Linked DNA regions of Homo sapiens: region 2 is linked to region 1. Evidence: chromatin loops called from intact Hi-C (ENCODE). Cell type or tissue: mammary epithelial cell. All regions are shown on one strand. Links, peaks and the distances in the headings refer to the core of each region. The heading gives the core; the rest is flanking DNA.

The links. Peaks named below come from ENCODE experiments on the same cell type or tissue, not always from the same donor. Only the 100,000 strongest peaks of a DNase experiment are listed, where the experiment ranks them.
Region 2: it touches region 1 in a loop (12-fold over the local background); 5 of 110 quality-filtered maps call a loop at or near these places.

What each region holds. Positions count from the first base shown.
Region 1 is chr17:6,835,681-6,850,760 of GRCh38, forward strand. No RefSeq gene overlaps it. Among named protein-coding and RNA genes, the nearest start is that of TEKT1, 11 kb to the left of the region's middle. In mammary epithelial cell, for the core only: a CTCF peak has its summit at 7,764 (motif pointing right); no DNase peak of the experiment used is centred there.
Region 2 is chr17:6,886,471-6,901,550 of GRCh38, forward strand. LOC124903908 (a long non-coding RNA gene) reads right to left here and starts at 8,476. Exons shown (of 2, transcript XR_007065597.1): 1 at 8,395-8,476; 2 at 6,770-8,086. It overlaps LOC124903907 (a long non-coding RNA gene), which reads right to left and starts at 507. Exons shown (of 2, transcript XR_007065596.1): 1 at 1-507. It also overlaps the pseudogene ALOX12P2. RefSeq lists enhancers at 7,210-7,711, 7,712-8,211. In mammary epithelial cell, for the core only: a CTCF peak has its summit at 7,892 (motif pointing left); no DNase peak of the experiment used is centred there.

The DNA.
Region 1 (15,080 bases), core at 3,171-11,170:
CACTGATCAATTACAGGACTGTATGGCACACACCAGGATGTCCCGGCACAGTTCACAAGCAAGGCTCCATTCAGGGTCCCCATTTCTCATTTCTAGAAGGTGGCTTTTCTCTGTAATTGACACCACAGTACAAAATAAATCAAAATCCTGAGGCTAGAAACAAGATAGTCAAGAATATGTGCAACATGTATTGATTTCTAGAAGTCGTCACGATATTTTAAAGTAGCTTCTTGTATAGAATTAAGTGGTGAAATGCTTCCTGTTTCTCGAATGATCACCACAACCACCATTTATCAAGCATGTATTATGTGCCAGGCACTGTGCTTGGGAGATATTATCCCATTTAATCTACACACAGCCCTTTAGGAGAGCTATGATTAATGACCCAATTTTTTAGAAGACAGGAGGCACAAAGAAGTTACTTACAGCTACTAAATGGTTAAAAAAAAGGAGGGGGCGGATTTTAATTACCTGACCCTAGAGCCTGCAATGCTAACCACTATACCCATTGTCGGAGCACTATATTGACTCACACGCTCCTAAGAGACAGGTTAGTCCTTTTCAAGGTAGTGCATAATGATCTTTTCAATGTGTAACGTTGGAGGCTTGACTAGACCTTTCTTAAGTCTTGTTCCTATTTGCCTCCAGGAGTTTGAGCAAAGTGGCCATTTCCTGCCCTTCATCACTTGCTGTATGGTTCTCCTTAAAGAAAAACCAGCCATGTGGGTGATCCTTTGAGCACCCCATCTGCCTCCACGGGCTCTCCTGTAAGCTTCTTCACCCAGCCAACAAGGTCCTGAGCAGAAGCCTTGTTTCCAGGCTGTCTCCTACGTCTGGAAGTCTGGGCTCTTGAATCACAACAGGATCTTGACTGCTTTGGCAATTTGAATTTGAGGATGATGAGCAGTGCCTCATCTCAAAAAATTACTGGAGTAACTTTTATGAAACTATTTTGTTTTCAGGGTCTAAGGTTTTTGCTTTGGAGACACTCAGGGAATATGTATCTACTCGTTCAGGCTTAGAAGGCTTGCTCTTGGCTGCTTTGTAGGCAACCAAACCAAATGTTGAACATATTCAGGGTTTTACCAAGTACTCCAAAAACAAGACCAAATATAATCAAAAGTAAGCAAGAAAGAAATGGTGAGATGGCTTTAAAATGACACCTGCATGCACAATGTTATTCATTTCAGCATCGCTGGTAATAGGAAAAGACTAGAAGCAACTTACATGCCCATCAGTAGGTGTCTTGCTAAACAAATTATGGCACATCCTTACCATTGGAAACCATGAAGCTACAAAAGAATGAGGAAGGACCTTTTGTAGCCAAACGAAATGACCTCTAAAGGATAATTTTCAGTGAAAAACAATAAAAAATCAATGTGATCCTCCTGCCTCAGCCTCCTGAGTAGCTGAAGCAGAAAGGTTGATATTATCTATTTTGTCCTCAAAAATATTTCTATAAATAAGAGGGGAGGAAGAAAACATATATACATATTTGCTTGTAAATGCATAAATATTTCTGGAAGGATACACAAGAAACTGGTGACCTTGGCTGACTGTGAAGCAAACTAGGTGTCCAGGGAGAGTGGTAGAAGGAGACTTTTCACTGAATACCCTTTTGTGTCTTTTACACTTTGAACCATACACATGTATGTACTACCTTTGCAAAAATAATAATTGAATTTTATTTTATTATTATTAAAATTAGTTCTAGACCAGTATTGATAAGTAGGAACAAGATAGAAAGTCTTATAACAAATAAGACAAAGGGCTAGAATATTTCAGTTACAGTGATAGGCTATGAACCGGGTCAGGACTAGCCAGTTAAAAGAGTCACTACATTTGGTCATTTGCTGTAAAGAAAGCCGAAATCAAATCGGTGCTTTGGTAAAGCCATTACATAACCTACATTTGGATTAATTCCAGTTCCTAACCATTGTTTCTTCTTGCAGTGAGGCCCCAGAAGTAATTCAGGCAGAATAATGAATAGAAATTTCGTAGTTTTCCTGAATAATAGTAGTTGAGTGCCTATATATCAGAAAGTGTTTGCATTATTTATCCATCATTTAACAAGTCCCTTCTTAAGCTCTGCTCCCTGCATCTCACAGTGCTAGGTGCTTTGGGGTAGGTAGCATGGGATCAGCCTCTGGTATCAGACCCAAGTTCAAGTCCAGTTCAGGCTTATACTACTTGCAGGATTTGTTTCCCTTGTTTTTTGTTTGTTTGTCCATTTGTTTGGGGGATGTTTAGTTTTATTTATTTATTTGCCAGGGTCTTGCTCTGTTGTTGCCCAGGCTGAATGCAGTGGCAGCAATCGTGGCTCACTGCAGCCTCCAACTCCTGGGCTCAAGTGATCTTCCCACCTCTGCCTCTTGAGTAGCTGGGACTACAGGCACATGGCCACCTGCCACCATGCCTGGCTCTTTCTTTCTTTTCTTTCTTTCTTTTTTTTGTAGAGTCACAGTCTCCTATGTTGTCCACACTGGTGTCAAACTCCTGGTCTCAAGCGATCCTCTGGCTTCAGTCTCCCAAAGTGCTAGGATTACAGGTATGAACAACTATGCCCAGCCCCAGCTGTGTGATGTTGGGCAAACTGCTTGTCTCTCTGCATCTCAGTTTCCTCATCTGTGACAAATGAACACAATATCTACCACATAGGGCACTATAAAGATTAAATGAAATCATGTATGTGTATTAGTCCAGTTTCATACTGCTATAAAGAACTGCCCGAGACTGGGTAATTTACGAAGGAAAGAGGTTTAATCGACTCACGGTTCAGCATGGCTAGGGAGGCCTCAGGAAACTTACAGCCATGGCAGAAGGCAAGAAGGAAGCTAGACACCTTCACAAGGCAGCAGGAAGAAGAAGTGCAGAGAGAAGGAAGAGCCTCTAATAAAACCATCAGATCTTGGCCGAGCACGGTGGCTCACGCCTGTAATCCCAGCACTTTGGGAGGCCAAGGCGGGTGGATCACCTGAGGTCAGGAGTTTGAGACCAGGCTGACCAACATGGTGAAACACCGTCTCTACTAAAAATACAAAAATTAGCCGGGCATAGTGGTAGACACCTGTAATCCCAGCTACTCAGGAGGCTGAAGTAGGAGAATCACTTGAACCTGGGAGGTGGAGGTTGCAGTGAGCCGAGATTGCACCACCGCACTCCAGCCTGGGTGACAGAGCAAGACTCCGTCTCAAAAACAAAAAAAAAAAAATCAGATCTTGTGAGAACTCACTCGCTATCACTCACAATCACTATCAGAACAACATGGGGAAACGATCCCCAAGATTCAATTACCTCCACCATATTGATACTAACCATATCAGTAGGCAAATTGCAACAGATGCTCAATACGTATTTTCTGTCCTTCCTTTCTCTTTAAGGTTCTTGGTGTCTTAACATACTCAGGGATATTTATTTACAAGGCAGCATATTATAACAAATAAGTGATAAAAACAGCGTATATCACAGGATTGTAGTTCCTAACTAGCAGTTCATATCAATAGCAAACAAAAACCTTCTTATAAAGTTCTTCTTAGACCTGCTCACTCAGTCATTGAAGGTAGGGCTAGGGCATAAAAATTCAATATGTATCTATTTCCTGTTAAATCAGTAATACACACTGAGAATTAAAATTTTAAATATAAAAGGGAATACAGTGAGAAGTAAATCTCCTTCCCATTCCTATTCCTCTGGCTCCTTTTTCCCTCCAAAAGGCATTCATTTTGTCCAAAGATATGTCTCATTATTTTTTTTCTAATCTTTGTTCTATGTGTTCTTCAAATTGGATAAGTTCTATGTTTCTGTCTTCAAGCTTGCTGACTTCTTTTGGTCGTTTTCATCCTGCTATAAGCCCATCCAGTGAATTTAATATTTTAGATATCATATGTTTTTAGTTCTAGAATGCAACCATTTGGTTGTGTTTTGGTAGTTTCTATTTCTCTGATGAAATTTCCTATTTTTCATTCCTCCTGAACATATTTCCATTTATATCCAGTTCTTATCTCATGAGCTATTTCCCCTAATCACAGACTAAAAATATATATTTTTTCCCTTCCATTTAATTCTTAGATGGATTCCCTGTCTAGAGAATGAAGAATTTAGATTCAGTGATCATCACAGAAATAAAATTGTTACAATCTTTTAAAATCCTTTTATTCACCTTGAAAGCAATTTGGGATTTTGGACTTTAAAAATAATATTTCACTTGAAAACTGTCTCAAGCATCTAATGTAAATGAAAACAGCAGGAATTCTGCTAAGTGATTTGAAGAAAGACATCAAAACACACTGACTTTTGCACATATATTTTTAATTGAGACAGAGTCTTCCTCTGTTGCCTAGGCTGAGCGCAGCAGTGAAAACATGGCTCACTGCAGCCTTGACCTCCTGGCTCAAGCAATTCTCCCACCTCAGCCTCTTGAGTAGCTGGGACCACAGGCACATGACACCACATCTTGCTAATTTTTAAATTTTTTATAGGGACAGTGTTCCACTATGTTGCCCAGCCTGGTCTTGAAATCCTGGGTTCAAGTGATCCTCCTGCCTTAGCCTCCCAAAGTGCTGGGATTCCATGCATGAGCCACCTCACCTAGCTTGCCTATTTTTAATTGGGAATTTTTGGGCTCTCTCTCCAGTGCCTCATTATGTAAGGTATATAACTTGCAGGGCATGACCTCAGGGAACTTTCTAGTTGCCTGAACTTTCTAATGGCGACAACTAGGACACCAGAACACTTTTGCCACCTGTCCTACTGTTGCTAGAATAATGTTGGCCCTTGAGTTCATAGACAAAGAGAAAGCAGTTCTCTCCTGGCCACTCAGGGGCAGAAAAAGCATCCCCACTCCTCTGCATTAGGAGAAAACACATTTTCTATGCATGAAAGAAAAGGAAGCAGAACTTCTGTTAAAATGATGCCCAGGAAAAAACTTTTTTTTTTTTTGAAATTAACTATTCTATCTTATATTAGTCAATAAGGAAGTGTATAATATATAATCAATATATATTATATTCACTGAAAATTGCTTTAAAGATGGTGCTAAGCCAATACTGAGAAGAGTGCCTGTAACAAAATAGGCACTCAGTAATCTTTTTTAAAATTCACAAGCAAAAAAAATATACATATATATATATGGTTAAACTGGATTTCATTTCCCATACAAATACCAGAAGCTTCCAAGAAAAGTATATTTTGAGAGTTTTTTTTTTCTTGAAGGGCATTATTTTTCATATAAAGTTTGTGTTGAACAAACTTTGTTACAAAGAACAATTCTATGCTATGGCAGAGTATGTTTGCACATTGCAGTTGTCTTTTTTCTTTATGATGAAATTATCAAACACATTAATAAGATCTGAAGGTCCAGTTTTCAAGAAAGGAAGATAGTCATGGATGCTGGTGTAAGCCTTCTAGAAAATTTTCAGGCCTTTAGAAAAATTTGAACAACTGCCTGATCCCTTGAGTCGTGAAAGGTATTTTAAAATTAGTATTACGGCCAGGTGCAGTGGCTCACGCCTGTAATCCCAGCACTTTGGGAGGCCGAAGTGGGCGGATCACTAGGTCAGGAGATCAAGACCAATCTGGCTAACATGGTGAAACCCCGTCTCTACTAAAAATAAAAAAAATTAGCCGCGCCTGGTGGCAGACGCCTGTAGTCCCAGCTACTCGGGAGGATGAGGCAGGAGAATGTCGTGAACCCGGAGGCGGAGCTTGCAGTGAGCCGAGATCGCGCCACTGAACTCCAGCCTGGGTGACAGAGCAAGACTCTGTCCCAAAAACACAACTAAAAAATAAAAATAAAAATAAAATTAGTATTACATAGTAAAAATTATGTGTTAATTATTGTTAATAGTCTTCAGTGTTAATTATGGACTTACTAATTGCATAAATCATGACTATTCCTTAATGTTTTATTTCAAAGTAGAGTTTAGGATGCTAAACATATGTTTATTGTTTGCAAATACCTATGTGCTGGCATTTATGTGAGCCAAGCAAAGTCTGATTGGGCCAAACCCTGGGAAATGTAAATATATTTATTCTTATTTTACTATTTGGCAAAGTCTCCTGATAATTGTAATAATGTCTGCTATTGAATCGTGGCAGACACCATCCAGTGTTTCTCGGAATACAGGCAGCCCTCCTACACTCTGCATCAGAGCCCCTCCCGCAGGCGATGCTTGTTAAAGGATGGATTCGCAGGACCCGCCGCTGAATCAGAACTTAAGTTTAAAAAAGGCTGCACCTTCACGGGTGCTCGCTCTGTCCTACCAGTGAGCTTCCCTTTAGTTTCGCGTTTCCACAGGAAACAGGACATAGATCTAAAATTGCCTTTGCACTTGGACTGGTTTCCTTTGCTGACCTAATACAGAATAGCTTTTTGTGCTGTGACTGCGAGTGTGTTGAACAGATCCTCTGTATTTTAGGAGAAGAAATTTGGTGCCTCGTTGCTCACCATCACCACTGGCCCTGGTAGCTCTGCGGATAAACCAGCTTGGATTTCACCCTTGAGGATTAACATTGCAACACTGCATAGGCACATAAAGCCACCTGAAAGTCAAGATGAGGCAGGTAATGTGCACTGGGATCTCATGTGGTTGGTGTCTTGTCTTTTGCCATTTGTCAAGCACAGCAGCTGAGGTTGCTGAAGCAGGTGACTTTCAAGAGCCGAACCCACTGCAAGAAGCTCTCCTGGAAAGGGGCATCAAGGCTGCTGACCCTCCTCCTGCCCCTCCGCTGACCAACTCCACACCTGGGATTAGAGGGGAGGAAACCTTTATCCCATACTCTCTTATGTTCTATTCCTGGGGACCTGCAAATTAAGCTGATAAAACACAGATTAACAAAGGAAAAATAATACAATTTTAATTGATATTAATATTTTTATGTGCACAGGAGCTTCACAAAGAGAAGTAGAAACTCAAATACGTGGTTAGATGTGAGAAATTATATACTACTTTCACAAAGGGTGATAAATTATGGATAAGTGACTGGACAAAGGAAAGAATGTTTGGGCTTCTGGGGTTATAAATTGTGAGAAAGTGCTTAGGAATATATGGGAGAAAATAATAGAAGATTAAAGTTATCTCCATAAGGTTGGTTTATGCAGATTCTTCTGAATGCAACTCCCATCACCAGTGATAAGAGTCACTCTTTTTCTTCCGGGTATAGAGGGGCATCTTCCTCAAAGCAAAATTTAGGTCCTGCATTTAGGCAGATAAGGGAAGGCAGAGAACTTTTACTGCATTTGTTGTTTCTTCCTTGCCTATAGCTCAAAATATTCTTCTGCCAAGGTAGCATATTTTGGGGGTGGCATATTCTGATCCTCTTTAGGATCATCAGCACCTCCAGCTGGGGTGAGGCTGGATGGGGGCTGGCACAAAGGAGGCTTTCAGGCAGTTTCCTTGAGTTCTAACCGCAACCCCTGCAGAACAATTGGCCTGTGGCCTGTGGCCTGCTCTCCCCACTATGCCTGAATTGCTGTGGACTAGTTTATGAATAGCCCTCTGAACCCAGAGGAAGCTCGAGGAACAGAATTGACATACCCATCAGCTAGAATCGCTGTAGGAAGACAGAATCAGTGAACATAAAGTATCCAAGTTCAAACAATTGAAAATGAAATAATAATTAATTTTTAAAAGAGCTTTGTGAAATATGTGGATAAAGCATACTTTCCGATGAGCCTAATACTATGAATGATAAATTATAAACGGGAGTCCTATTTTAAATCTAAGCAAGGATTTTAACTCAAGGAAATCAATATGTTCCACAAGAGGGCAGTATGGTAACTCGTTTATAAAACAGTAGGCTCAGAAGAGCCAAGGACGTTTGTGATCAGTTTTTAAATTTGTGATAAGAACTGCTTTGAGCAGAAACAAAAATCAAACACCATTTTTACCGTAAAGAGTTTTTCTACATGACATGAAAGCTACTCAAAAAGATTGGGGAGTTTTTTAAGTGTGAATGACATACTTTTGAAAAAGTAAGCTCCTGGACTTGGAACTATACAGAATTGCTTTCATTAGTTGCTATGTTGCTCGGTTGCTATGTGGTCTAGTAAAAGCTACAGACAAAATCAAGGAAATCACATTTCCTCTGATTCCTCACCTCAAGTTGTGCCTGACAAAGTTTGTGGGAGAGTCTAAATTGGGAAAGATAGTGATCCTTACAGCTAGCTTTATCTGAACTCTGAGTAGCAGGCTGGGCGCTTTACGTGGATTATTTCTTTCAGCCCCATCGTAGCTCTATGAGTTAGGAACTATTATTATCTTCATTTGATAGACGAGGAAACCAAGGCCCATAGAGGACTGAATGCTTGCCCATGGGACATGGCTCATGCAGAGTTGGGATTCAAATCGGGCACATCAAATCTAGATCCCAAGTTTGAGCTATTTCTAGGCAATTAGTAGCAAAGACAGAACTAGAACCCATATCTCTTTGTTACGAATTAAAGGGTGACTTTAATGTTGAAAACGATGTGTATGGCGGGACTGAGTAGAAGAAACCTTTGGAGGAGGGCTGATGGGCCAGACAAAAAGTGACTGTGTTTGCAAAAAGACAGGTTCATGCCAAGAAACGAGAACATTCCTGTCTGAGCTGGGATCCCCCATTTATGCCGATTATGCAGTGTCAGGGTTGTCAAGAGCAGAGGGATTTCCCCATTCTCTTCTCAAACTCCAAAGAGCTCTGAGATCCACAGGCTGGTGGGGTTCCCAGGAGAAGCCTGCAGAAGGTGCTTCCTCCTTCAGGGCACAGAAGAGGACGAAGAGAAGTTCACCTAAATCCCCAGAGCCCTTAGTCAAGTTCATCCCAAAACTATCCGAATAATCATGACTGCTATCCCTTGAGAACTCAAATGCCAGGCCCTGTGCTAAGCATTTTACTTGTGTTAGCTCATTTAGTCCTCATAGCAATTCAATGAGGTGGGGCTTATGTTCACCATCTGGGAATTTCACAGGCTGGCCCCTCTCACAGGAGTTTCATCATGTAAGGCCTGCGTACATATATGCATGAGAAAGCATGTCTTGTACACAAATTGGTTTTCCTAAACCCTCCCTCATCTTTGAGCAATGCAGCCGATTTTGTTTTTAAAATGCAGCCCACTTCTGAGTAAGCATGGCAGATTGCTCACTTCCCCCTTCCAAAACTCCACTGAAATGGCAATAAAGGAATCAAGAATATATAAACTCATAAGGTGATAAAATGAGGGAAGAGATGAACATGGATGAGAGAGTCCCACAAATATCTGGAAGAGGGAGAGGAGCAGGAGCTGACTTGGCAGAGCTGGGGATCACTACCTGGCTCCCTGCAGATGAGGAAACTAATAAGCAGAAGCGAGGTGGTCTTATAGAACTCTAGGTGCTGAGGACGGGGAGATCCAAATCTACAGAAGGTGGGCATAAGGCATGGGACTAAAAACAGGGGGGCTAAGTGGCCTGTATAGGGGGAGGATGGACCCCCTTCCTCCTCCTACAGCAGGCGCACCCCAGCTGTCTCCACCCACCCATTGCACGCCTCCCCACCCTCACTGCCAGCAGGAGGTTTGACACATTCTCTCTGGATAACTGAATGGCTCCTGAGAAAAGACCCCCACATTCTGACATCTTGGAGTCCCGCCCCAGTTTAAAAGCCAGTTTGCTGTCCAGCGACCTTGTTGTAAGTCCTTCTGTGGACAAGCCTCACCTACTCCCTCAGAGTTCTCATTCATCTTTTTAGTGAGTCACACTTAGACAGAAACAGGCAGCCCAGGATCTCCAAATGTTTAAAGACAGCCTCCAACTTGGAAGAAAGAAATCCAAACAAATAGGAAAAAGGAACTTGGAGAAAGCAGAAATGATGGAAGACGTAGAAAAAAATGTGAAAATAAAAATTTGATAAGCAATTTCTTCAGAAAAATAAAATAAGGTGTTATATCCATTAATCAAGAGTTAGATTCTTTTTTTATGTACTTTAAGTTCTGGGGTACATGTGCAGGTTTGTTACATAGGTATACACGTGCCATGAAGTTTTGCTGCACCCACCAACCCATCATCTACTTTAGGTATTTGTCCTAATGCTCTCCCTCCCCTTGCGCCCCATCCCCTGACAGGCCCCAGTGTGTGATGTTCTTCCTCCCTGTGTCTGTCCATGTGTTCTCATTGTTCAACTCCCACTTATGAGTGAGAACATGCGGTGTTTGGTTTTCTGTTCCTGTGTTAGTTTGCTGAGAATGATGGTTTCCAGCTTCATCCATGTCCCTGCAAAGTACATGAACTCATTCTTTTTATGGCTGCACAGTATTTCATGGTGTATATGTGCCACATTTTCTTTATCCAGTCTATCATTGATAGGCATTTGGGTTGGTTCCAAGTCTTTGGTATTGTGACTAGTGCTGCAATAAACATATACGTGCATGTGTCTTTATAGTAGAATGATTTATAATCCTTTGGGTATATACCCAGTAATGGGATTGCTGGGTCAAATGGTATTTTTGGATCTAGATCCTTGAGGAATCGCCACACTGTCTTCCACAGTGGTTGAACTAGTTTACACTCCCACTAACAGTGTAAAATGTTCCTATTTCTCCACATCCTCTCCAGCATCTGTTGTTTCCTGGCTTTTCAATGATCGCCATTCTAACTGACGTGAGATGGTATCTCATTGTGGTTTTGACTTGCATTTCTCTAACGACCAGTGATGATGAGCTTTTTTTCGTGTTTGTTGGCTGCATAAATATTTTCTCTTGAGAAGCGTCTGTTCATATCCTTCACCCACTTTTTGATAGGGTTGTTTTTTTCTTGTAAATTTGTTTAAGTTCCTTGTAGATTCTGGATATTAGCCCTTTGTCAGATGGGTAGCTTGCAAAAATTTTCTCCCATTCTGTAGGTTGTCTGTTCATTCTGATCATAGTTTCTCTTGCTGGGCAGAAGCTCTTTAGTTTAATTAGATCCCATTTGTCAATTTTGGCTTGCGTTGCCATTTTTTTTGGTGTTTTAGTCATGAAGTCTTTGCCCATGCCTATGTCCTGAATGGTATTGCCTAGGTTTTCTTCTAGGGTTTGTATGGTTTTAGGTCTTCCGTTAAAGTCTTTAATCCATCTTGAGTTAATTTTTGTATAACATGTAAGGAAGGTGTCCAGTTTCAGTTTTCCACATATAGCTAGCCAGTTTTCCCAACACCATTTATTAAATAGGAAATCCTTTCCCCACTGCTTGTTTTTGTCAGGTTTGTCAAAGATCAGATGGTTGTAGATGTGTGGTGTTATTTCTGAGGCCTCTGTTCTGTTCCATTGGCCTGTAATCCCAGCACTCTGGGCGGCCGAGGTGGGCGGATCACGAGGTCAGGATATCGACATCATCCTGGCTAACATAGTGAAACCCCATCTCTACTAAAAATACAAAAAATTATCCAGGCATCGTGGCAGGTGCTACTCGGGAAGCTGAGGCAGGAGAATGGCGTGAACCCAGGAGGTGGAGCTTGCAGTGAGCCGAGATCGCACCACTGCACTCCAGCCTGGGCTACAGAGCGAGACTCCGTCTCAAAAAAAAAAAAATTGTTATGTGTGAATTTGATCCTCTCATTATGATGCTAACTGGTTATTTTGCCCGTTAGTTGATGCAATTTCTTCATAGTGTCGATGGTCTTTACAATTTGGTATGTTTTTGCAGTTGCTGCTACTGGTTGTTCCTTTCCATGTTTAGTGCTTCCTTCAGGAGCTCTTGTAAGGCAGGCCTGGTGGTGACATAATTTCTCAGCATTTGCTTGTCTGTAAAGGATTTTATTTCTCCTTTGCTTATGAAGCTTAGTTTGGCTGGATATGAAATTCTGGGTTGAAAATTCTTCTCTTTAAGAATGTTGAATATTGGCACCCACTCTCTTCTGACTTGTAGGGTTTCTCTAGAGAGATCCGCTGTTAGTCTGATGGGCTTACCTTTGTGGGTAACTGGACATTTCTCTCTGGCTGCCCTTAACATTTTTCCTTTATCTCAACCTTGGTGAATCTGATGATTATGTGTCTTGGAGTTGCTCTTCTTGAGGAGTATCTTTGTGGTGTTCTCTGTATTTCCTGTATTTGAATGTGGCCTGTCTTGCTAGTTTGGGGAAGTTCTCTTGGATAATATCCTGAAGAGTATTTTCCAATTTGGTTCCATTCTCCCTTCACTTTCAGGTACACCAGTCAAATGTAAGTTTGGTCTTTTCACATAGTCCCATATTTCTTGAAGGCTTTGTTCGTTCCTTTTCATTCTTTTTTCTCTAATCTTGTCTTCACGTTTTATTTCATTAAGTTGATCTTCAATCTCTGATATCCTTTCTTCCACTTGATTGATTCGGCTATTGATACTTGTGTATGCTTCACGAAGTTCTCATGCTGTGTTTCTCAGCTCCATTGGGTCACTTATGTTCTTCTCTAAACTGGTTATTCCACTTAGCAATTCATCTAACCTTTTTTCAAGATTCTTAGCTTCCTTGCATTGGATTAGAACATGCTCCTTTAGCTTGGAGGAGTTTGTTATTACCCACCTTCTGAAGCCTATTTCTGTCAATTTGTCAAACTCATTCTCCATCCAGTTTTGTTCCCTTGCTGGCAAGGAGTTGTGATCCTTTGGAGGAGAAGAGGCGTTCTGGCCTTTGCAATTTTTAGCCTTTTTGCACTGGCTTCTCCCCATCTTCATGGATTGATCTACCTTTGGTCTTTGATGTTGGTGACTTTTGGATGGGGTTTTGGTGTGGACGTCCTTTTTGTTGATGTTTATACTATTCCTTTCTGTTTGTTTGTTTTCCTTCTGACAGTCAGGGCCCTCTTCTACAGGTCTGCTGGAGTTTGCTGGAGGTCCACTCCAGACCCTGTTTGCCTGGGTATCACCAGCAGAGGCTGCAGAACAGCAAAGATTGCTGCCTGCTCCTTCCTCTGGAAGCTTAATCCCAGAGGGAAACCTGCCAGATGCCAGCCGGAGCTCCCCTGTATGAGGTGTCTGTCAACCCCTGCTGGGAGATGTCTCCCAGTCAGGAGGCATGGGGGTCAGGGACCCACTTGAAGAGGCAGTCTGTCCCTTAGCAGAGCTCTAGTGCTGTGCTGGGAGATTCACTGGTCTCTTCAGAGCCGGCAGGCAGGAACATTTAAGTCTGCTAAAGCTGTGCCCACAGCTGCCCCTTCCCCAAGGTGCTCTGTCCCAGGGAGATGGGAGTTTTATCTATAAGCCCCTGACTGGAGCTGCTGCCTTTCTTTCAGTGATGCCCTGCCCAGAGAGGAGGAAACTAGAGAGGCAGTCTGGCTACAGCGGCTTTGTTGCACTGTGGCGGGCTCTGCCCAGTCCAAACTTCCTGGTGGCTTTGTTTACACTGTGAGGGGAAAACCGCCTACTCAAGCCTCAGTAATGGCAGATGCCCCTCCCCATACCAAGCTCGAGCATCTCAGGTTGACTTCAGACTGCTGTGCTGGCAGCAAGAGTTTCAAGCCAGTGGATCTTAGCTTGCTGGTCTCCAGGGGGGTGGGACTCGCTGAGCAAGACCACCTTGGCTCCCTTGCTTCAGCCCCCTTTCCAGGGGAGTGAAAGGTTCTGTCTCACTGGGGTTCCAGGTGCCACTGGGGTACAACAACAACAACAAAAAACTCCTGCAGCTAGCTCAGTGTCTGCCCAAATGGCCACCCACTTTTATGCTTGAAACCCAGGGCCCTTGTGGTGTAGGCACCTGAGAGAATCTCCTGGTCTGCTGGTTGCAAAAACCGTGGGAAAAGCATAGTATCTGGGCTGAATAGTACAGTCCTTCATGGCACAGTCCCTCATGGCTTCCCTTGGCTACGGGAGGGAGTTCCTGACCCCTTGCACTTCCCAGGTGAGACGACGCCCCACCCTGCTTCTGCTCACCCTTCGTGAGCTGCACCCACTGTCTAACCAGTCCCAATGAGATGAACTGGGTACCTCAGTTGGAAATGCAAAAATCACCCATCTTCCTCATAGGTCTCGCTGGGAGCCGCAGACCGGAGCTGTTCCTATTTGGCTATCTTGCCAAGTTCCCCCTCATTTTCTTGAATTACAGCTTTTAGTATTCTTTCTGATCCTTTGCTTTGGTTTTTGTTCATCTTTCCGTTGTGCTTTTGTTTTGTGTAATGATATTATTTTGCCCTTTATTGTCTCTTTTCTTATAGTAACTTTGTATGGGATTTGACTTCACTACTTTTCTACTGCCATTTTTATGTGAATTTTGTTTTCCATGTTAATAAAAAGAAGCTTGTTCAGATAACACATCTAACTTCTTGGATCCCCATCCATTTTTGTTCTTGTAATGTTCAAAAACATGATGGCCTGCTTTTGGAGATTTCCTGGCTTTGTTTCCCCACCCTGTGCTTTTCTGGATCTTTTCTTTCATTTATTTCAGTTGAGTTTTTCCAAGGGTTTCTCTGAAGTGTTCCGCTCCATCCTGGAAGACAGCCTTGGCTGACCAGTTTCAGGAGTTCCCGTAGGTCCTTAGATCTTATCAACTGTGCCTGGCACCTACTTGCTATTACAGTGGTGATAGGCTTTGGATCTGTGTCCCCTCTAAATATCATATCAAACTATAATCCCTATTGTTGGAGGTAGGGCCTGGTGGGAGGTGACTGGATTGTCGAGGAGATTTCTCATGAATGGTTTATCACCATCTCCTTGGTGCTGTTCTCGCGCTAGTGGGTGACTTCTCCTGACATCTGGTCGTTTAAAAGTATGCGACACTGTTTTAGTCTGTTCTTGCATTGCTATAAAGAAATACCTGAGACTGGGTAATTTATAAAGAAAAAATATTTAATTGGCTCATGGTTCCACAGGCTGAACAGGAAGTATGATGCTGGCATCTACTTGGCTTCTGGGAGGCCTCAGGAAACAAAATCATGATGGAAGGTGGAGGGAGAGCCACATGGCTGGAGCCAGAGGAAGAGAGAGAGAGGGGAGAGGTGCCACACACTTTAAAGCAACCAGATCTCATGAGAACTCTATCATAAGAACAGTACCAACGGATAGTGCTAAACCATTCACGAAGGATCCACCCGCATGAGCCAATCACCTCCAACCAGGTCCCATTTCTGACATTTGAAAATTACAACTTGACACAAGATTTAGGTGGGGACACAGATCCGA
Region 2 (15,080 bases), core at 4,678-12,677, 52 kb after region 1:
TGTGATGTTAGGGTGTCAATTTTTTCTTTAGTTAATTCTTACGTATTATATTTTATTTTTAACTATTGTAAATAGGATTACTTTCTTAATTTCTTTTTCAGATTGTTCGCTGTTGGCATATAGAAATCCTACTGATTTTTGTATGTTGCTTCTGTATCCTCCAATTTTAATAAATTTATCAGTTTTAATTTGGTGGAGTCTAGGTTTTTCCAAATATAAGATCATATCATCTGCAAATAAAGATAATTTGACTTCTTCCTTTCCAATTTGGATGCCCTTCATTTCTTTCTCTTATCTGATTGCTCTAGCTAGGACTTCCAGTACTATGTTGAATAACAGTGATGAAAGTGGGCATATTTGATCCTTGAGCAGTCTTATTGAAAAAGAAAGAAAAAATAAAAAAAGAAAGTGGACTTCGTTGTCTTGTTCCATATTTTAGAGGAAAGGCTTTCAGTTTTCCCCATTCAGTGTGATACTAGCCATAAGTCTGTTGTATATGGCTTTTATTATATTGAGGTATGTTCCTTCTATATCTTGTTTATTGAGGGTTTTTATCATGAAGAGGTGTTAAATTTTATCAAGTGCTTTTTAATCATCAATTGAAATAATCATATGTCTTCTGTCCTTCATTCTGTTGAGATGATATATCACATTGATTGATTTGCATATGTTAAACCATCCTTGCATCCAGGGATAAATCTCACTTGGTCATGATGAATGATCTTTTTAATGTATTGTTGAATTTGGTCTGCTAGTATTTGTTGAGAATTTTTGCATCAATATTCATCAGTGAAATATTGGCCTGTAGTTTTATTTTTTGGTGCGTCTTTGTCTGCTTTTGGTATCAGGATAGATCTAGCCTCATAGAATGAGTTTGCAAGTATTCCCCCCTCCTATACTTTTTGTAATAGTTTGAGTAGGATTGGTATTAATTCTTCTCCAAATGTTTGGTACAATTCAGCAGTGAAGCCATTGGGTCCTGGCTTTTTCTTTGCTGGGAAAATTTTTATTTTTTTATTAACAGTTTCTATCTCATACCTTGTTATTAGTCTGTTCAGGTTTTGGATTTCTTCCTGGTTCAATCTGGGTAGGTTGTACATATGTAGGAATTTATCAATTTCTTCTAGATTTTCCAATTTATTGGCATATAGTTGCTCATAATAGCCACTAATGAGCCTTTGAATTTCTGTGGCATTTGTTCTAATGTCTCATTTTTCATTTCTAATCTTATTTGGCTCCTCTCTCTTTTTTTTCTTATTCTGTCTAAAGATTTGTCAATTTTGTTTATCTTTTCAAAGACCAACTTTTTGTTTCATTGATCTTTTGTGCTACTTTATTTCAAAATCTTTAATTCTGCTCTGATTTTTATTATCTTTTCTTCTACTAATTCTGGGTTTGGTTTGCTCTTGCTTTTCTAGTTCTTTAAGATGCATTGTTAGGTAATTTGTTTGAAGTTTTTTTTTCTTTTTCGATGTAGATGCTTTTAGTTATAAACTTCCCTCTTAGTACTTCTTTTGTTGTATCCCATAGGTTTTGGCATGTTGTGTTTCCATTAACATTTGTTTCAGAAAACTTTTCAATTTCCCCCTTAACCTCTTCATTGACCCACTGGTCATTCAGGAGCATATTAATTTCCATGTATTTGTATAGTTTCTAAAATTTCTCCTTTTATTGATTTCTACTTTTATTTCATTGTAGTCAGAGAAGATGCTTGATATTATTTCAATTTTTTGAATGTTTTAACACTTGCTTTGTGACCTAACATATGATCTATCCTTGAGAATAATTCATGTGCTGAGGAAAAGAATGTGTATTCTGCAGCTGTTGGATGAAATGTTCTGTAAATATTTATGAGGTCCATTTGGTCTATAGTGCACATTAGGTGTGATATTTCTTTATTGATTCTCTGTCTGGAAGATCTCTCCAGTGCCAAAAGTGGGGTGTTGGCGTCTCCAGCTATTATTGGTCTGTCTCTTTAGCTCTGGTAATCTTTCCTTTATATATCTGCGTGTTCCAGTGTTGGATGCATATACATTTGTAATTGTTATCCTCTTGCTGAGTCGATCCCCTTATCATTATATAATGACCTTCTTTGTCTCTTCTTATAGTTTTTGTCTTGAAATCTATTTTGTCTGATGTAAGTGTAGCTACTTCTGCTCCTTTTTAGTTTCCATTGGTATGGAATATCTTTTTACATCATTTTTAGTCTGTATGTGTCTTCCATAAATGAAGTGTGTTTCTTCTAAGCGACAGATCACTGAATCTTCATTTTATGTCTTTTGATTGGAGAGTTTAGTACATTTACATCCAATGTTATTACTGATAAGTAATATTCATGCCATTTTATTATTTGTTTTCTGATTGTTTTGTGGTCTTCTCTTCGTCCTTTCTTCTTGTCTTCCTTTTAGTAAAGGTGATTTTCTCTGGTGGTATGATTTAATTTCTTGCTTTTTACTTTTGTGTCTATTTGTTGTATGTTTGTGATTTGAGTTACCATGAGATTTTCCAGCACTATTTTATAAGCCATTATTTTAAGCTTATCACTGTTATCACAACCTAATAGTGCTTGCATAAACAAGCAAAAAGAAAACTAATAATAACTCTATGCCTTAACTTCATCCCCCACATTTTAACTTTTTGTTGTTTCTATTTATATCTTAATGTACTATGCATCCCTTGAAAATTTCTTTTAGTTATTATTTTCAATTGGTTGATCTTTTGGTCTATTTAGTATAAGACTAGTTTACAAGGCTGGGCGCGGTGGCTCACGCCTGTAATCCCAGCACTTTGGGAAGCCGAGGTGGGTGGATCACGAGGTCAAGAGATCAAGACCATCCTGCCAAGAGATCAAGACCATCCTGGCCAACATGGTGAAACCCCGTCTCTACTAAAAATACAAAAATTAGCTGGGCGTGGTGGCGCATGCCTGTAGTCCCAGCTACTTGGGAGGCTGAGGCAGGAGAATCACTTGAACCTGGAAAAAAAAAAAAAAAAGAGTAGTTTACAAATCACAGTTACAGTGTTTTCATATTCTGTGTTTTTCTGTGTACTTACTATTACCAATGAGTTTTGGACCTTCAGATGATTTCTTATTGCTCATTAATGTCCTTTTCTTTCAAATTGAAGAACTCGTTAGCATTTCTTGTAGATCAGGTCTTGTGTTGATGAAATCATTCAGCTTTTGTCTGTCTGGGGAAGTCTTTATTTCTTCTTCACATTTGAAGGATATTTTCACGATATGTATTATTCTAGAGTAAATGTTTTCTTTTCCTTCAGCACTTTACATATGTCATGCCGCTCTCTCCTGGCCTGTAAGGTTTCCATTGAAAAGTCTGCTGTGAGACCTATTGGAGCTCCATTTTATGTTATTTGCTTCTTTTCTCTTGCTGCTGTTGGAATCTTTCCTTTATGCTTGACCCTTGGTAGTTTGATTATTAAAAGCCTTGAGGTAGTTTTCTTTGGGTTAAATCTGCTTGGTGTTCTATAACCTTCTTGTATTAGGATTTTGATATCTTTCTCTAGGTTTGGGAAGTTTACTGTTATTATCCCTTTAAACTTTTTACTCCTATCTCTTTCTCTACCTCCTCTTTAAGGCCAATAACTCTTAGATTTGCCCCTTTGGGGCTGTTTTCTAGATCTCATAGATGTGCTTCATTCTTTTTTATTATTTTTTCTTTTGTCCCTTCTGATTGTGTATTTTCATTTTTTATTTCTTTATTTTTTTATTTGACTATTTTCAAATAGCCTGTCTTCAAGCTAATTCTTTCTTCTGCTTAGTCTATTCTTCCGTTAAGAGACTCTGATGCACTCTTCAGTATATCAATTACATTTTTCACCCTGAGAATTTCTTGATTCTTTTAAATTATTTCAATCCCTTTGTTAAATGTATCTGATAGGATTCTGAATTCCTTCTCTGTGTTATCTTGAATTTGAGTTTCCTCAACACAGCTACTTGGTCTCTTTAAATCTATTTTCTATCTTTATGCTTTCTTCTTTCTTCCCTGGAAGGATACTATTATGAGCTTTCATACCCTTCGGCTAGTTACTTCTCTCTTTCCTCTTTCCTTTGGGCCCAGGGATGGTGCCAGCTACACTGCTGCCAGCCTCAGGCTCCTGCACTATCCCTTTTTGGTTCCATCACACCCTATCCACCATAAGTTGTTCCTTTGTAAATAAACCCTCCTCTAATTATTCTAATTTAAGTGTTCCAACTGTTTTATATTGAGTCCTTGACTGATATGGGAAAATTGGCAGAATATGAATCTCCTAGTACCATCACTGAGGTGTAGAATACTGAAAGTTATTATGGAAGAGTTCTGAGATCTTAGCAGTATAGAGCATTGCACAGTCTTATTCCTCCATTATGGAGAAGAAGGGGCTATTTGGCATGTATTTTCTGAATTTGGGAGCATATTTTAATATAGCAACTCATGTTTGCTACTGTTTGAATGAAGAAATTTCACTGAGCATTTTTTAATGAGACACTGGTCAAGAGTGCCAAGCCTGAAATAATCATAATGTATTGTGCCTTAGAAGAAGATGCAGGCCATTTTCAACTCATTTTACTTCTCTGCAGCCCTTAAAGGGTAAACAAGAGCATGTCAGGGATTCCTGTGGCTCCATATGAAGGGTCGTGGAGACTAGCAGAAGGGCAGAAACCATCAGACTGCAGTTTCTCCAGGCTAAACAATGGAACATCCAACCTGAAAATGACGTTGGGATAGTGTCCCGATGAAATACGGATTTCATTCTAGAAGGAGTTCTTTTGGTAGCAAAGATAGGCATGAAGCTGAACATTGCTCCAAGAAAACCAAACATTGCTTATAAGAACCATATAATGTTCACACAGGTAGCCAGTAGCAGATGGCAGAGATACATTTGACTACTTACTAAGTGGTTTCTTCATTCTCTCTTTGCTTCCTTCATAGGAGATGTATGAGAATATGAGACTCAAAGAGAGAGAAAAAAGGGAAAGTTCATTTTTAAAAAAAAAGATAAAAAGATAAGCCCTCTCCTTTACTGTAAGCCTCTAGGTTCAAAAACAGGTTTAGCTTGAGTTAGGACAGGTGGAGAGGAACATAGTTTAGGAAAGGAGGCTGGAGGCAAGGAGATGAGTCTAGAATGGACTTTGATATGGAAGCTATAAAAGAAGCAATCTTGAATATTGAAACAAGAGTATACTATTAAACAAGAATGATTGGAAAATTGTGGAGTTGGCCACGAAACTGTTAAGCAAACCGCTACTCAGGAGAAAGGAAGAGTTATTAGAAAAGGAACACAAGTTCATGTTTATACTTCAACTCTTGAGACTCACTGCAATTCCCTTCTGACAGGAATTTTTTTTTGTCTTATATATGGTAGAGTTAATTGTTCTAGAAGCCTACTTCAAGCTAACTTAAGCAACAAAGTGGGATTTATTGGAAAGCCGCTTGGGTGTCTCACAGAACCCAAGGAAGAGAATTGAGCTGGATTTCACAGGACCTGGAAAACCCTCAGAAACTCAATTGTTCTCTCTCTTTCTTCTCTCTCCAGTCAGAACCTTCAGGAAGGGGAGAGTGGCTCATGGGCTGAGTGGATAAACCACAAAATGGGTAATATACTATAGGTGAGTTTTAAGTGACAAATGAAGTCTAAGCTGTTATTGCACTGGTCGGTGACTGAAACTGAAAATGGGAATTAGAGGTTAAGTGGAGGGAATATGTTGCCAAAATGTTAGAAGGATCTTCTTCAAAGAGAAGTTGAGGCTCTAGAGGATAATGGTAGGGCACAGAGTGGAGGTGAAGCTTGTGAGGGGTGGGGGTCAATGGGGAGGATAGGAGAGCATTCCTGATTTTGAGGAGGAAGGATAGAGGGTTTTACTGGTGAATGACGTGAGTAAGTGTCATGACCGCTCGTATTCTCAGGATTCTTCAGTATTGGGAGATGTGACTGCAGTGGACAGGGCAGTGTCAGAGAGACTAGATTTTATAATAGAAGCTTTTAAATTACCTACCCATCACCAACTTATCAGGAGACTGACACTGTCCATCTCCTCCAAAAAAAAAAACTGACCTGCCCGGCACTTTGATGTCCACCAGTTGAGCTTTATGTTTATCAAGAATAGTTGTGTAAACTTCCAAAACTGTTTATGGCAGGCACAGTGGCTCACGCCTGTAATCCCAGCACTTTGGGAGGGTGATGTGGGTAGATGACTTGAGGTCAGGAGTTTGAGACCAGCCTGGCCAACGTGGTGAAACCCCATCTCTACTAAAAATACAAAAAAGAAATTAGCCAGGCGTGGTAGCGGGCGCCTGTAATCCCAGCTACTCAGGAGGCTGAGGCATGAGAATCGCTTGAACCCAGGAGGCGGAGGTGGCAGTGAGCCGAGATCATGCCACTGCACTCCAGCCTGGGTAACAGAGCAAGACTGTCTCAAAAGAAAAAAAAACTGTTTATATCAGTTATATTTGTTATTGTAATGATGAAATTTATAGACAAACTAATGAAATAGGAGTATAAACATACCAGTATTTTTTAAAAATAAGTTGAATATTTTATGACTACATAAACAATAATCTTTTAAAAGTCACTGTCAATTTGATGACTAGGAGTCAGCCATACAACTATAAAAGGTTTTGAGAAAACTGTAAAGATCTAAATAGAGGCTGCATTTAGTTTTTTTCCCCACAAGAACCTTTAGGTTCTAGACATTTATTTCAAATAAATGTCAACTCATCTGGATGTAGCTTATGCAAGAAAGACCTAGAAGAGCTCTTATTATGGACCCCCATTCAATGAAAACACAATGGCCCTTTATTTCTCTTTCAACATGAGGAGGTGGAAGGGCTGTTCAAGCCCTTCTGTTCACGATAGCCCAGGAGGTCCAGGAGAGAGGCGAGCCGTGGGTGAGCAGGAGTGTCTGGGGAGTGTCAACTTTCCATTGAAAAATACCCCTATGATCAAGCCATTTCACTTCCGTGGCAATCTTATTTATGTATTCACCAAAATTGGGTGGGAGCTAGTGTTTAGCTGTCATCGTCCGTAGGCTGCTGTGTTTGGCTCATGGCAGGGTGTGAAACTGGCATCAGGGAGTGTTTGCCAAGTGAATAAGGGTGAGGCTGCCCTTTCCAGAGCCGCCGGGAGAAACTCTGGATACAGAGACCCTAGCCTGGCGCCAGTCCCAGCGTTCCTCCTAGTCGGGGAGGAATCTGTGGGTGGGAGGTGGGGAGCCTGAAACCCAAATACAACAGCCACTCTGGGCTGGGCGTGGTTCCCTGGGAGCTGGGTCTCAGATCCTTTTAAAGCTGATTTCTCCCCGGATCTCCGGGCAAGATGGGCAAGTACACGGTCCGCGTAGCCACCGGGGATTTGCTCCTGGCGGGCTCTCCCAACCTGGTGCAGCTATGGCTGGTGGGCGAGCACGGGGAGGCAGACCTAGGGAAGCAGCTGCCACCGGTGTGGGGAAAGGTGAGCGCGGACTGCGGTGAGAGCTGGGGCCCTGGGACTCAGAGGTGTCACTGGGGGCCGGGGCCATTCGGAGGGTGCTGCTGCCCCACCCATGAGAAACCTGGGAAGCGGGGTAGGGGCTGAGGTCGGGTGCACTTGGTGCGCCTGATAGGAAAAGCGAGAGGAACAGGAGAGATGAGAGGCATTTTCCTGCCCGAGCGGAAGGACAGAGACGCCCGCTGGGGTGGGCACGGCAGGCCCGGGGGGAGGCTGGCGCCCCGCAGTACCAGCTGCTCCTCCTCACCTCCACCTCTCCCCGGCTGTGCTGTGGAGGGGAAACGGAGCCAGGATTCTCTGAAGGTTCACCGACCCCGCCGTCCTCCCTGAAGACCCCAAAACCTGAGCTGTGTACTGTCGCGCAGGAGGCAGAGTTTGAGATCGACGTCCCCCTGCACCTGGGGCGCCTCCTGATGGTGAAGCTGCGCAAACACAACGTGCTGTTGAGTCTCGACTGGTTCTGCAAGTGGATCTCAGTGCAGGGCCCGGGGACCCAAGGCGAGGCCTTTTTCCCCTGCTACCGCTGGGTGCAGGGCCACGGAATTATCTGCCTGCCTGAGGGTACTGGTGAGCTCGGTGGAGAAGGGGCACAGCCCCTGGCAGGCTGGAGGAAGAAGCGGGTGGGGGGAGGCTACTGTAAAAGAGGGAAAATGAGAGATGAGGGAGATGGGGAGAAGTGAAGGGGGAGGGTGGCTGATGGGGAGACCCGAGCGCGGAGGGGTGACCAGGGAGGGCATGTGCTCTTGTCCCTCTCCCCCAGCCCGGACCGTGAGTGATGACCCCCAGAACCTGTTTAAGAAATATCGGGAACAGGAGCTCGAGGAAAGAAGGAAGGTGTACCGTTGAGCCCCAGGAAGTCTTTGATCCCCTACCAGATCCCAAGAAACCTGCCACCTGCCTCCTTACCCCTACCTGTGTGTTCTTCCTCCAGGTGGGGCTCCTGGAAAGATGGGTTAATCCTGCCTATAGCAGGGAATAGGCAACCGGACCTTCCTAGGGACGAGCGATTCCTCGAGGATAAGGATTTAGACTTTAATGTCTCCCTAGCAAAAGGGTGAGTACCAGGTAGAGGCTGGGCACTTGCTTCCTAGGGCACAAGGTGGGATGCTTCCTTGATCTTCTTGCACTCCATTCTTTCCACAGGTTGAAGGACTTGGCCATTAAGGGGACACTGGATTTCATAAATTGTGTGAAAAGGCTGGAAGATTTCAAAAAAATATTCCCACATGGAAAGACTGTCCTGGCTGGTCAGTTTTCACAACCTCCCAAAACCAATATACAGACTTCCAACCCAGGGATTTGAAAAAGGAGGGGGATGGAGGATTAGATCAGTGGGATTAGGAGTTCGGAGCTCAGAGCTCACAGGGTGCTCCCCAATTGATGTTCCTAGAGCGGGTTTATGATTCTTGGAAGAATGATGCCTTCTTTGGGTACCAGTTTCTCAATGGTGCAAACCCCATGCTCCTGAGGTGTTCTTCAAGGCTCCCAGCCTGCCTGGTGCTGCCTCCAGGGATGGAAGACTTGAAGACCCAGCTGGAGAAAGAACTCCAGGTGCTGCTGGGCTTTCTGCCCATCCACCATCCCAGCCATTACCCCCACCTCCCTTCTCCTCCCATCTCCAGCCCCTTCTCTCATCTCCTCCATCTACACCCAAGGTTTCTCAACGTTGGCACTATTAACATTCTGCACCACATAATTCTCTGTTGGCTGGCGGGGGGGGGGGGGGGGGGCTTTCCTGTGGATCGTAGGGTGTTTAGTAGCATTCCTGGCCTCTACCCATTGATGCCAGCAGCATCCCCCCGGTTGTGACAACCAAAAATGTGTCTAGATAGTGCTGAATGTCCTGGGGTTGGGGAGAGGAGGAATTGCCCCTGATTGAGAACATTGATCTACAACATCTCCTCCTGTATCTTCTTTTCTTTCTCCACATTCCTCTCTTCCTTCTTCATTGAACATATATCAGCCTTAGGGAAAAGCGCAAGCTTCTGGAGAGAAATAGCAAGAAAAACTAAACAAAGCCTTGGAGAGCTAAAAGCTGAATCTGTTTTTGGGGGGAGATGGGTAGCTAAAGGAAATATTTTTGCTACATTGGCTAAAGCTGGCAGAAGAGGGGATACGTGAAGAATGCAGTGGCCTTATGTGGTGGAAAACCAGAAACTTCGCTGCAGGGAGCTCCAAGTCTGAAGGAAGACATCAGTCATGAAAACTTTGCATTCAGTTTTTTGGTTCTGCAGAAAGTGATTGGTGTTTAAAGTAAAAAAGACTTGGGTGGGTAGAGGAAGGATCCACCCTGGAAAATGAGAGAAGGGCAGCTCCAGAAACAACTCCAACCCTGTTTTCTATTCCTGCCCCTGGCCCTGTAGGCTGGATCTCTGTTTGAAGTGGATTTCTCCTTGCTGGATGGAGTCAAGCCTAATGTCATCATTTTTAAGCAGCAATGCGTGGCAGCCCCTTTGGTCATGCTGAAGCTTCAGCCTGATGGAGGACTCTTACCCATGGTCATCCAGGTGAGAGGGCCCAGGTATTTTTCTACCAGACACTGATCTCCTTTAGGGACTTAGATACACAAGTTCTCAGCCCCCACTCTCTCTCCTGCTCTAGCTCCAGCCACCTTGACACGGATGTCCCCCACCTCTGCTCTTTCTGCCCTCGCATCCCCCCATGGCCTGGCTCCTGGCCAAGACCTGGGTCCGGAGCTCTGATTTCCAGCTGCAGCAGTTACAGTCACATCTGCTGAGGGGACACTTGATTGCTGAGGTTATTGCTGTGGCTACAATGAGAAGCTTGCCTAGCCTCCATCCTATCTACAAGGTACTTCAGCATCTCTGTCATTCTGTATCTGACTGTCCTTCATATTTCAGACTCCTACAAAGAGTCTAACCTTGTACATTTCAGTCTAGCAGCAATCAATTTATATGTGGAGACACATACACAGATACATACACACACGCGTACACATACACAGTAATATGGAAACACCCAGGACACACACTTACTATGAGTTGGGGGGAGAAGTGAGAATAGGTTTTGCAAAGGAGTTGAAATTTTGGCTGAGGAGGTTTCCAGGTGGGCAAGTGAGGGGTGGAACATTACAGCCACAAAGATCTAAAGAGGCGAGGAAAGAAGGGAACATGGATAATGGCTGAGATTGGGTGAGATTAAAGTGTAGGGCATGAGTTGGGATGAGGAGGAAGAAGAAGTGGGAGGAGATGAGAGAAGAAGCCATGTTACTTAGCGGGGAGAAGAATCAAGAGTTATTTTCTGACCATGTGGGGCTTCCAATGCCTATAAAGACCCATTTGCACATGTCAGGAGGGCAACTGGATATGTGAGTCTGGAGTTCCTAGAAGAGGTGTAGGTTGAAAATACAGATTTTAGAGTCATTAGAAAACAAAAGTATCAAAGTCATTGTACTGGATGAAGTTCTCTAGGGTTTGTAGAGAATTTGACCGAGATATAACTCTAGGGTGAACCAACATTTACAGACTGAGAGAAGGGAGCAGAGTGAGAAAAGAAACAAGAGAAGGAACCTCATTGAGGTAGGAGGAAAATCAAAAAGTGCAATCCATGGCAGCCAGGAAAAGAAAGCGTTTCAAGAGGGACGCGTGATTATCTGTCTCAAGTGCTGCTGAGAGATCAAGAAAGTTACAGAGAAGTGACATTTGGATTTCTCAATATGGAAGTCATTGGTTAATAAATGGACATGCGCCATCTCAGGGAAGTGGAGGAAGCCTGATTCATGGGGGTGAGCAGCAAATGTGAGGTGGGTAAGCAAAGACAACACTGAGTGAAGATTTGCTGTGAAAGGGAAAGCAAGAAACAGGGAGATGGCAAGACAAGGATGTGGGGGTCAAGCACAGGTTTTCTTTAGGGTATCCAATATTGCACATGTTTGTATGACAGAGAGAGGAGAAGGAATATAATTATAGGAGGGTGAAGGCAAAAAGGGATGGGCTCATATGTGGGTACCTGCGAGGATATGGGATTTTTAGAATTCTTCCAAGGACATGAAACTGTGGAAATAAGTGAACTCCTAAAACTTTCACCACGGGATGCTCTGAGAAGACATTTTCCCATCTCTATATTCCCAAATGTTACCCTGACCCACTCCAATTTAACGAGAAGTCTCTCCATTTCATAAAGACCCATCCTCTCCCTTCTTTTCTGTCACTTCCTTTAACATCCTCTTCCCTCATGGATGCTGGGAACTCTCTTATTTGACCATGTCCCATTTCTTTCTTCCATAATCAGCTCCTGATCCCCCACTTCCGCTACACCATGGCGATCAACACGCTGGCCCAGAGTAGTCTTGTCTCCGAATGGGGAATTTTTGACCTGGTATGGAAATGGATGGGTGAAGGGGAGGATGGTTCAATATTGGAAGAATCCTAGGGGTTGTTTCCCTTTCCCATTCCTCCCCCAAGCTCTCCTTCCTCCATGGAAGGCCTCTCCCAAACCTGCCTCATGCCTGAAGAGCTTCCTGCTTAAAAGGGCTAGAGTAGGATCATAGGCCTGGAGTTTCCTGATACTCATCTCCCTCCCTCTGCAACTTGGCATGGCTGTGGGTTATCCTCAGGTGGTGAGCACTGGTAGTGGAAGCCACGTGGACATTCTTCAGAGAGCCATGGCTTGTTTGACCTATCATTCCCTCTGTCCTCCTGATGACCTGGCTGACCGTGGGCTCCTGGATGTGAAATCTTCTTTTTATGGCTAAGATGCCATCAGGCTGTGGGGAATCATCAGCCGGTAGGTGAAGGTGGCACAGAGAGGCAATGAACGGAGGGGCGGGGGACTGTAGGTCCAGAAGGTCCTGCATTGGCCCCTGAGACTGAGTGTCTTCTTCCCAGGGAATAGGTACGTGGAGGGGATGGTTGGGCTTTTCTACAATAGTGACCAAGCCATGAAGGATGATCTAGAGCTGCAGGCCTGGTGCAGAGAGATGACTGAGACTGGACTGCAGAGGGCCCAAGACCAGGGGTGAGACATGGATCCTTCCCCACTGAACCCTGTCAACACCCACTCCTCTGCAAACAATCTGCTTCTTCTCACATCATCATGAGACACCCCACCTGCCCAAGGAAGCTGAGAATTCTCCAGAGTGTGTCCAGAAATGCTAACAAGCACTCCTGATCTCCCCAGCCCTGTTCCTACACAGTGTTCTCTCTCCTCTGCACTAAGAGCTTCCTCTGGAACTAGATACAAAACTTCTCTTAGGTATTTTCCCTCACTCTTCCCTCCCCTCTCCCCATAGCTCAAGGTTCATCCCAAGTGCATTAACCTTTGAGCACACACAAGGTGGGAGTCCTAGGGTGTGCAGGCCAGAACCACAGAAAAGTTCTTTTCTGTATCTCCACATAGCTTTCCCTGCGTGAGACCTATTTCGTGTTCTGGTTTCGAGATCTCTGATTCTCATTTCACCAGGATTCTCATTTCACCAGGTTCCTCATCTCCTTAGAGTCCCGGGCTCAGCTCTGCCACTTTGTCACCATGTGCATCTTCACATGCACAGGTCAGCATGCTTCTAACCACCTGGGCCAGGTAACCTATGTGATCATCCCACAACGGCTCCTGGGATGGAGAAGTGGGGGATCAAATGCCCAGGTCATCAGCCTGCATTTCTCTGGGCTCTCCTCCCTGCAGCTGGACTGGTACTCCTGGATCCCTAATGGCCCATGCACCATGCAGAAGCCCCCGCCCATCTCTAAGGATGTGACAGAGAAGGATATAGTGGACTTACTGCCCAATCTCCACCAGGCACGTATGCAAAAGACCTTCACAAAGTTCCTTGGCAGACGCCAGCCTGTCATGGTGAGAAGCAAATGCCTGGGTCCTGGGAAGGAGGCAGCTCAAAGGAGGGGAAGTATTCTGGGCTGAGAGTCCCAAGGGGCTGAGCCAACTTGTCTTCTGCCTCTCAGCATGAGGAGAAATATTTCTCTGGTCCTGAGCCCCAAGCTGTGCTGAGACAATTCCAGGAGGAACTGGCTTCCATGGACAAGGAGATTGAGGTCCGGAATGCAGTCCTGGACCTGCCCTGTGAGTACCTTTGACCCAGCATGGTAGAGAACAGCGTGACCATCTGAGAGGCCTTGCCCGCCTCAGCTCCAAAGCTCCACCATCCCTGAGTGCCTTTGAGTATTCCGTCCTCCTCACATCCTCTGGTGAACAAATTGTCCCCAAAGCTTTGTGGTCAGGGTATCCAGAGCTGCTCACCACACAACTATGGGGAATACACAGTGATGGTCCCCATTGCATTTGGAAGTGGCATCCCCCAAAGCTGCCCTACCTTAAATGTCCATCCAGTCCTGCACTTCCTCACCCCGATCCCTGCACACCTCCTCATTGCCAAAGGACCTGGCTTAGATACAAGTAAAAATATATGATTAAATAACAAAACGGATTATATGTGTGGTGGTGGAAGGTGGGAGGAGAGACCTTGCTTTGTTTCCTGCCCCTTTATTCAGATTCCAAAGAAGGAAAGAAAAGTTTTCCTGGAATGAAAATTTTTTCTAGCAATCAATGCTTTTTCCAAGGGTATCTTGGAACCTCTCTAAGTTAAATGACAAGTGTTCTGGATGACTGAGTCCACTGGGGCTAAGAAACCTGGCTCTTGACAAGGGTTTTTGGCTTGAGGCCTCTCTGAATCCTCAATAAGCCATCCCTTAGGCTACCTGCAGCAACGCCTCTGGTGCAACTCCCAGCACAGCCCTCCTGCATGATCCCTCCCCAGCTGCATCCCAGCCTTCCTCTCAGTCCTGTCCCAGGACTCTTGATAAACCCTCTTCTCATCATGCTCTATCCTTGCATCCTTAAAACATACCATCTAGCCCACAGTCCTAGATACTGGAGATAAATGGATAAAGAAGGAACTAGTAGGCCAGACTCTATGTTAGAAATTTTAAATATATAATCTCAATTTATCACACCGGGCACAGTGGCTCATGCCCGTAATCCCAGCACTTTGGGAGGCCCAGGGGGGCAGATCATCTGAGGTTGGGAGTTCGAGACCAGCCTGACCGACTTGGTGAAACCCCTTCTCTACTAAAAATACAAAACTAGCCAGGTGTGGTGGCAGGTGCCTGTAATCCCAGCTACTTGGGAGGCTGAGGCAGGAGAATCACTTGAACCCAGGAGGCAGAGGTTGCAGTGAGCCGAGATTGCACCATTGCACTCCAGCCTATACAGCAAAGAGTGAAACTCGGTCTCAAAAAAAAAAAATTTATCCTCACAACTTCTCTGTGAGGTTGGTATCACTATCACCATCTTATAACAGGAAAATGAAGGTTGGAGAGATAAGGGCAGAAATGACCTGGGACCAAAATGCAGCAGAGTCAGATTCCATTTGCTAGAAGGAAGCAAAGCCCAGGATTGTGGTCATAGCAATAACAGTTAAAAGACTGATCATAAAATCTAGAGGCCAATGAAAGCCTCGGATGGATCTGATGTAATGGGAAAAAAAGGAGAGATAAAGATTCTTTGAGTCTTTTAAAGAATCTTATGCATTCAAATTACTTATGTCCCATATATTTTTAAAAGGAACATATACAATACGGTTAATACGGTAGAAATAGACATGTGTGAGCCATCCAGATTCACCTACT